Regions from separate parts of the Homo sapiens genome. Here region 1 is linked to region 2. Evidence: chromatin contacts called from ENCODE Hi-C or POLR2A ChIA-PET data. All regions are on one chromosome and are shown on one strand. Each heading gives the region's core, a stretch centred on a gene start or an enhancer-like site at or near the end of the contact. The rest is flanking DNA. Distances are from core to core; before and after follow the strand shown. Region 1 overlaps ANKDD1B (ankyrin repeat and death domain containing 1B). Region 2 overlaps HMGCR (3-hydroxy-3-methylglutaryl-CoA reductase).

Evidence for each region. Hi-C counts contacts between places; a loop is a spot of excess contacts on that map. ChIA-PET counts read pairs that join two places held with the same protein, here RNA polymerase II (POLR2A). Pooled maps may share reads with other maps.
Region 1: a loop to region 2 is called in a map of endothelial cell of hepatic sinusoid, with 4 times the contacts of the local background. The contact joins two enhancer-like sites. A Hi-C loop is called at or near these places in 5 of 168 maps with a recorded cell type or tissue (Caco-2, GM18951, K562 and 2 more), 18 of 37 single-sample maps with no recorded cell type and 8 of 50 pooled maps. POLR2A ChIA-PET finds 5 or more read pairs at or near these places in 7 of 52 experiments (A549, Panc1, SK-N-SH and 4 more).

Annotation. Positions count from the first base shown.
Region 1 is chr5:75,666,741-75,670,785 of GRCh38, forward strand. ANKDD1B (ankyrin repeat and death domain containing 1B) reads left to right here. Exons shown (of 14, transcript NM_001276713.2): 12 at 52-253; 13 at 2,512-2,643. Among named protein-coding and RNA genes, the nearest start is that of POC5, 49 kb to the right of the region's middle. RefSeq lists an enhancer at 239-740. Within about 2 kb of position 2,496, at least 16 of the 41 ENCODE cell types and tissues checked have a DNase peak (open chromatin) inside an H3K27ac peak, as active enhancers do.
Region 2 is chr5:75,361,659-75,365,788 of GRCh38, forward strand. It overlaps HMGCR (3-hydroxy-3-methylglutaryl-CoA reductase), which reads left to right. Exons shown (of 20, transcript NM_000859.3): 20 at 1-443. Among named protein-coding and RNA genes, the nearest start is that of HMGCR, 27 kb to the left of the region's middle. Within about 2 kb of position 2,258, at least 3 of the 41 ENCODE cell types and tissues checked have a DNase peak (open chromatin) inside an H3K27ac peak, as active enhancers do.

The DNA.
Region 1 (4,045 bases), core at 1,246-3,745, 310 kb after region 2:
TAATAAGTAGAACATGTCTGAAATCTTCTGATACAATTATTTTCACTTTAGGAGCATCATGAGAGCATCAGGGACCCGTCAACAGGCTTTACTCTGACATTCAAGCAAGATCACAGTCTGGAGACCAGACACATTCGCACGCTTCTCTGGGACCTGGCTTACCATCAGCTGAAGGCCAATGAGTGGCAGAGGCTGGCCCGTTCGTGGAACTTTACAGATGACCAGATTAGAGCCATTGAGGAGCAGTGGTCGGGTGAGTACAGACTAGATGATGTGGGCAGGAGGAATTCACTGTTAGGAACAGCAGTGCCTCCTGGTGTGAGGTCTTCCAAGGAAGTGTGTGGCACTCACAATAAGCTGCAGTCTTCAAGGGGCCCAGGAATAGGGGCAGTTAGCTTAGGTCCACACCAGTGATTTGGGCATTAAGATTTGCAGAAAGTGAACACTCATGGTCTGCAGTAAACCGAAGTTTGTAAAGGATGATTATGTGTATTGACCCATATCAGACATGTGCATTTAGCCTAGAGAGACAGTAAGATTCCCAACTGGACGGTCACTAAGGAAGCAAGCAAGGATTTAACAGTTGGTGTGTCAGTGGGAAGCCAATCTGATTTCTATGTTCCTTGAGACTGTCCTGGGGTGAATGGGTTCATTCTGTAATCAATAGGCTCGCTGTTTAAGTCTGCGCTCCAGAAAGAGGAATTCCTTAAAGCAGGTGGGTGTAGGAGAAAGGGTTGTTGTAGGACACTGCCTTAGGGGAGACTTGGCTGTGCCATGAGCGACACGGCAAATACAGACTCAGAGGGCTTTCTTGGCTAGATGATTCCAAGCAATGGAATCATTTCAGCTGGACTCAAACTGTCATAATTAGTGAAGTCAGGTCAGCTAGATTCCTTAATTTTGTTTTTTGTGGTTAGACGAAAACCTAGGAAACATAGAAAGTTTACTTGGCATTAATCAACTAATTAGCTTTGAAAACAATGAAGCAAACATGTTTCTTGGCAAAGTTTTCTATTCAGAGCACTGCCCTCTCATGGACATCCTAAGACGAGAAGGTGTCCTTGCTCAGGGGTCTATTTGTATTAGGGATTGCTGGGAACTGGGGATGGCAGAAGCACAGTCCATGAGCACACACTATTTATACCACATACAAGTAAATTATGAGACTTTGTATTGCACATTCTTAGGATACATTTTCATGTGAAAAATAGAAGATAATGTATTGAAAACATTGAATACTAACTAGTTTCTAACTAGAAAAATTTTTTTATTGTTAAGATTTCTTTTTTGTCATTAATTAGGCTTATAGTGTTCTGTGAAGTCTTTAGGAAAATTGAGTTGCCTCCTGGAACTCTAACTTGACCTAAAGAGATGACTTGAAAATATAGTGTATCTTCAGAGTACTTGCCAGCAGGATAAGGGGGATTTTAAAGTGTTTCGATGGAACCTTTATGGAGGGCCTGGAGTGTTTATTTCTGCTGGATGAGGGATAGATACATCAGCTCTCTAAGCCATGCATGTTTGATGGAGTTTATAATCTAGTTGGCACAATAACAATGACACTTGCAATTCAATTATATTGTGATCCAGGGTAAGGTTACTGGCACTGGGGAGTTTGTGGGCTTTTGATCAAAGGAGTGACAGACTCATGATGGTATTTAAGAAAAATTAGTTTGTCAAGAGCAAGATTAGGAAAGGAACAGAGGACTTGTCCAGGAGTACATTCTGTAAGTATGCAGTTCCCTCTCCCTGAAATGCCCGCTTCTCCATATCAGTCTGTCCAGTGAACTTCTCCCTCACCCCTGCAGAGCTCAGGCCCTTCCCTTGCACAGCATGTCTGCTCCTGCACACTCTCTCTCAGAGCAAGGAGCCTGTAGTGAAGTCCTGTTGGGAACCACAGAGGCTTTGTGGCTCCCTATCCCGGTACTTCCCCCAACACCTCTCTAGGCTGAGATATGCAGTGAGTATTTATCAAATGAATAATCCTGGCCCAGGGATGCAAACTTCCCTCAGAGTAGCTTCCTTGAGACTGGAGTGGCAGAATGAATGGTGCATGCTTGCTGCTCAGAGTGGGGAATATGGAGCAGCAGTGGCAGCAGCACCCGGGAGTTTGTTAGATGCATGGATTCTTACCCCAGACCTACTGAATCCAAACTTGCATTTTAGTAAGATACCCAGGTGAAATAAGCACTGTGAGTTTGAAGAGCACTGGTCTATGAGAAGTTGCATATTTCATTAAAATTGTTCCCCCTGGGCAGGCACCACAGCTGTCCTCTCTCTTGTACACTCCTTTGGGTGTGTGCCAAGCATAGCAGGTGCATAGCACAGGCTGGAGGGAAAGCAAATGCTGGTCATCATAAAGCAGCACAGCGAGGGCAACTGGAAGGGCTTTTTTCGAAGAGGAACAGGCAAGCAAACAGTCATTCAGAAAGTTTAGTTGGAACTGAGATCACAATGGAAAGAGATAGCAGCTCGTGGTGTTTTACCTCGGACCTCTTGTGCTTGGCACAGGAAATGAAAGCTTCCGTGAACATGGCCACAGGGCTCTGCTTATCTGGCTACACGGGACCCTGATGACTCAGGGTGACCCGGCCAAGCAACTGTATGAAGAGCTGGTACACGCAGGTTTCCCAAAACTAGCTGGTAAGTGACAGTTTCAACAACAGAAATTCTTTCTCCCTTAAAATTTCAGGAAGCAGTCTACAGAAATATCATCCTGACCAGCTACAGCCCCAGCGTGGTGTTAGCTGTGGCTCACACGGAGTATGGAACTATGGAAGGGGCTTGTAAGCTGTCAGCAGCTTCTCCTTTGGGGAATGACCCAGTCAATACTGGTTACTCATTAGCCTGGCAGTTCTGTGTCATCCCCCTACTCAGCATTTGAAAAAGTGTGGGAGTGTTTTTGTTTATGTGTATGTGTGGTGGGGGCAGGTGGGGTGGGGCAGAAGTGCTAAACTATCCCATACAGTTATAGGATTGTTCTCCACGACTAAGAGTTGTCTTGCTCAAAATGCCATTTTACCCCTGTTGATAAACTGCAGGTTAGTGTATTTGAAAATGTTATCTCTAGGTAGAACAAAAAGAGCAGACAGGCTATTACTTTGCCACCTGAGGTTATTGCTAAAAATCAGTCTGCCAAAATCACTGACCATATTGTCAGGAAAGATCCTTTAAAAACTTATCAATAAATTAGGCGGTGTTGTAGCTCTCATGTAATAACAAGCATTCAAGCAAAATACAGGAACATCTGCCATTATTTTCACTGAAGCAGTTTTACCTGGAGCAAGAAGATAAATGAGTGAACACCGACTGATCCAATAGTTTCCAGCAGTAGTAGGTACAAGGAACAATGTGTGGATACTTACCTTCCATCACATGATCTCATAATATTGGAGTTTTTCCCTCAACTTTTACCCTGTTCCCATTGGCCCCGAGAATACTCACCAGTGGTGCTTGCAGCATTTACCCTGAAAAAACTTTGCCATGAATTATCTTGTTTTTATTATTATTTTTGGATCACTCTAGTATATTGACTTTGGAAACAAAAGATATCATTCTACTTATAGCATTCTGGTTTTACTAGTGGTATTTCCATTTACAAAATATGGAAATTCTTGATCATTGAAAATGTCAAGTCCTAGAAAATGTAGCATTCCTATATGTGATGTTAACATCGTTCTCAAACAATTGTTGGCCAAAGATTCATTCCATGAATCCAATTTTTCAGAAATTGATGATTCGGATGATTCAGACTATTCTGATGTTAGTTCTGTTTAGAAATAACTCCAAGAAGTTTGTATATTTGTTTTTCACAATGAAAATCAGATTTGCTTCAGCCTCAAAGAGCGTATTTATGTAAAATTGAAGAAGTGCTGGCAGTGAGCTGCACTTTTTTTTCTAAATGGGAAAAGGGTTAAATGTATTCTTCCTATGAAAGAGGTTCCATAAGAACTCTTAGAGAAGATGAAGATGCAGTCCACTGAACTGGCTAAGGGTATGTGTTCTGACGCAAGGCTGTGTGAGCTCACTCTTGAACTCCAAAGCT
Region 2 (4,130 bases), core at 1,008-3,507:
TATTGAATCTTAATTTTTTTTAATGTACAAGTTTTGTATAAATAATAAAGAACTCCTTATTTTGTATTACATCTAATGCTTCAAGTGTTGCTCTTGGAAAGCTGATGATGTCTCTTGTAGAAGATGGACTCTGAAAAACATTCCAGGAAACCATGGCAGCATGGAGAGCCTCTTAGTGATTGTGTCTGCATTGTTATTGTGGAAGATTTACCTTTTCTGTTGTACGTAAAGCTTAAATTGCTTTTGTTGTGACTTTTTAGCCAGTGACTTTTTCTGAGCTTTTCATGGAAGTGGCAGTGAAAAATATGTTGAGTGTTCATTTTAGTGACTGTAATTAATATCTTGCTGGATTAATGTTTTGTACAATTACTAAATTGTATACATTTTGTTATAGAATACTTTTTTCTAGTTTCAGTAAATAATGAAAAGGAAGTTAATACCAATAAGTGTAAGCAGTAACCTTTTTTCTTTGGATTAACCCTAGCCCTGAGGTCTGGAAGCTTGTAAAGTCTGGTCATAGTAGTAACCTGTAATTCATGCTAGGACTCACATGACCATTTATTCTCAAATTCTACAACATTGATTGATAGCAGTATTCTATTACATTAAAATGAGCTCTCTTAGAGGGTTTGATTAGTTCAGATTTATCATCTCAACTAGACATCTTTTGGATAGTGAGAGTGGGAGGGCTAGTTAAGGAGAAGAGGGGCAGCCACAACCAAACAGCCATTGCAAGCATTTAAGCTGTGTGAGCTGAATTGGAGAGGGGAATTTGTACAGCTTGGTATAGCTGAGGATGGCCTCTTTAGAAATTACTGTGAGTCAGTAATTTACAGAAAATTATTGACTACACTTTTGCTGTAATTAGAGGTAAAAAGGTATGTGTGAGCACTAAGAAAGAACCAAGGCCCAGATACTAGAGAATCAGTTTGAGTTTTTCTCTGAAATGACCTGTGGTCACCTGTATGCTCAGCCCTCTCCAGGGTGGAACAGGCTGGACAGAAGAGAGTGAAGGATCTTTAAGCCTGCTCTCTGCCTGGGTGATCTGCTGAGCAATGAGATGCATGTGGCAGGACAGGATGTTTGATTTCAGGAGACGATACAGGATTAAATCTAAGGGGCACATCTCACACTGAAGAGCAAAACACATCAATACCAATCTCCTGAGCATTATGTTCATTGTGGAGATTTTTTCATGACCAGTGTTTCTCGAAGTATGCTCCTACGCTAGGTAAGTCTTGAATTTATTAATTACTTTGCCAGTTAGCAAAAATAATGGGTAACCTCTACACTGGAAGCCGAGAGAAGATGGCAGATGATTTAGTTTACAATTATATATTTAAAGCTTAACGGATTGCTTTTTTCATTTTGGTGTGCTTGGAACACAGCCCTCCTACCCCTATCCCTGCCGCTTGTTTTCCATCCTGAGCAAGTTTGAGAGCTGCAGAGGGAGGTATGGGCACTCTTGCATCAGGATGTGAGTTTTCTAACAGCTGCTCCCTAAGGCCAAAAGAAGAGCCTCACACTAACAGCTGGAGTTAGGAGGCTGAATGCAAAAGATGGCTTTAATACTGCGGCTCTCAAATGAGTGTGCATTTACCCAGAGGACCTGCTTAAACAGACTGCTGGGCCCTGCCCCAGCGATTTCTGATTCTCTTGTTCTGGGGTGGGGCCGGAACGTGGCAGTTAACAGTTGCTGCTGCTGCTGCACTAATAGGTTGGAATTTCAGTATGAGGTGCCTGGTGGGGCTTGAATGAATGGTTTTACAAAACTGTTTATTCAGTAGCACAAGGTTGGGAAACACCTGGGGAGAGACCGAGTGTTGGCTAATAAAAATTTAATTGGAATTAACCCGAGAGATGTAATAACTAACTAGAAAATGTTATTTGAATTTGGTGCTCCTCACACGCCCCCCTCCTGTCCCAGAACAACACTGAAGGTCTTCTCCATCTCTTCAACCTGTGGAGTGACTGCCCCAGAGAGAGGCATTTGCCATCACCTATTCCGTTTACCCTCCTGTTTGTTCCCTGCACTCTGCTGCAAAGGGCCAAATAGGGGGAAAAATTGAGCTCCTGTTAAGGGTATGTATCACTGTCCACTCCCCATCCTCACCCCACCTGCCCTATGAAGTTTGACTCCTTTGAACTTTAATGTCCCAGGATTGTAGTGCTGGAGCAGGATTAGACCCAGGCAACAGCATTCCAGTTGGCTAATTCTGAAGCCAGTTGGCAGGGAGCATAAAAGTAGGAGGGCCTTGTGCCAGCTGCTAAGCATACAAGGTGTGTATGTGTGTGCGCGCCAGCTAACTAAGCATACGGGGTGTGTGTGTGTGTGTGTGTGTGTGTGTCTGTGTGTGTGTGTGTTGGAAGGAAAGCATCGGGAAGTAATCCAAACTAGAAGGGCTATGGTCATCTACCCTGTGTTGATTATGGAAGTCCTTTGCTTTCATGTCACTTGCAAATTTGAAGTGGGCTGGAGTGGAGGTGGGGGGGTTGCAGTTGGGGCAATTCTGTCTCCACTCTAAAATCAGCTGGGATTGTACTCAGTAGAATCCTTGGACACAATAAAGCAAATAGAGTATTAGCCCTGCGTGATGTGTGATGTTCTCCTGTAGCCCTGAAGCTCACGAAGGAATTAACAGAGGAGCCTCTACCTTCCTGCCCATTTCACTGTCTAGACTTGGGCTATAACCTCAAAGGGCTCTTACAATGAAATCAAGCTTTGGTGCACTTCCTCAGTCCTTTCTGATCTAAGACATAACCTGTGAGCTCTCGTTCTTAAAACTCCATCCTCTAATAACAAAAGGTACTCAGATCTGTATGGAGAGCTCGCCTACCTCAGGCCAATCCTCTTTCAACACACCTGGATGCTTTTACCCAGTGGTCCCAAACCTTTTTTTGGCACTAGTGATCGGTTTCATGGAAGACAATTTTTCTACAGATGGGGTGGGGTTGGGAGGATGATTTTGGGATGAAACAGTTCCACCTCAGGTCAGGCATTAGATTCTCATGAGTGCAACTAAATCCCTCACATGCGCAGTTCACAATATGGTTCTTGCTCCTATGAGAATTTAATGCTGCTGCTGATCTGACAGGAGGCAGAGCTCAGCCTAATGCTCGCTCTCCTGCTGCTCACCTCCTGCTGTGCAGCCTGCTTCCTAACAGGACATGGACCAGTACCTTATTCAACTGTACAACAGTTAAATAACTGAAGCTTGCTGGTATAGCCAAGAGAATGGTAATTTTAAATGGAAAGTTATTGGGGGAAAAGCCATCTTTAACTTGCTCAGGACAGCATTTAACTATGCCAGTAGAACTCAAACCTTGAACACCCCATCAGAAAAAGTTCTGGACACGCACCTCCAATAATTTTGTTTTTTGAGACAGTCTCACTCTGTTGCCCAGGCTGGAGTGCAGTGACGCAATCTTAGCTCACTGCAACCTCCGTCTCCCAGGTTCAAGTGATTCTCCTACCTCAAGCCTCCCAAGTAGCTGGGATTACAGACATGCACCACCGTGCATGGCTAATTTTTATATTTTTAGTAGAGACAGGGTCTCACCATGTTGGCCAGGCTGTTAATATTTCTTGATAAATTATATTGAATTATATACATTATCAAACAAAAAATTAAATGATAAAAAATATATAAAAATAAAAGCCAAAGATTTTTTATTCTGTACTGCAGAGATAAATCTTGCCCCCATTTTTTCCAGACTGAGGTCTCTGGAAGGCAGGGACTATGTCTTTTCTTGTTACCTTAAACAAGTGCCTTACATTAAAGGTCTAAGTTTGTTGAATGGCCGAGGCAATAAATTAATATACTCCACACTTATGCCAAACAGAAAACAGTCACAACAGAGGAAGGCAGTGTTGAGGGAGCTGGAAATCCAGAGACTTCCATTCCAGTCCTTGCTATGGCACTGACTAGCTGTGAGACCTTACGCTATTCACTTCCTATCTCGTCTTCAGTTTCCTTGTGAAATGACAGTTGGATTCGCTGGCTTCTAAGGAGGTATCTAGCTCTACGTAGTCTATGAAATGCTGTATTTATTGTGTCCTCATATAAACACAGAATCAGTTTATCATCCAAAGATGGAAACATGTATATTTTTGTAGTGGATGATATGAA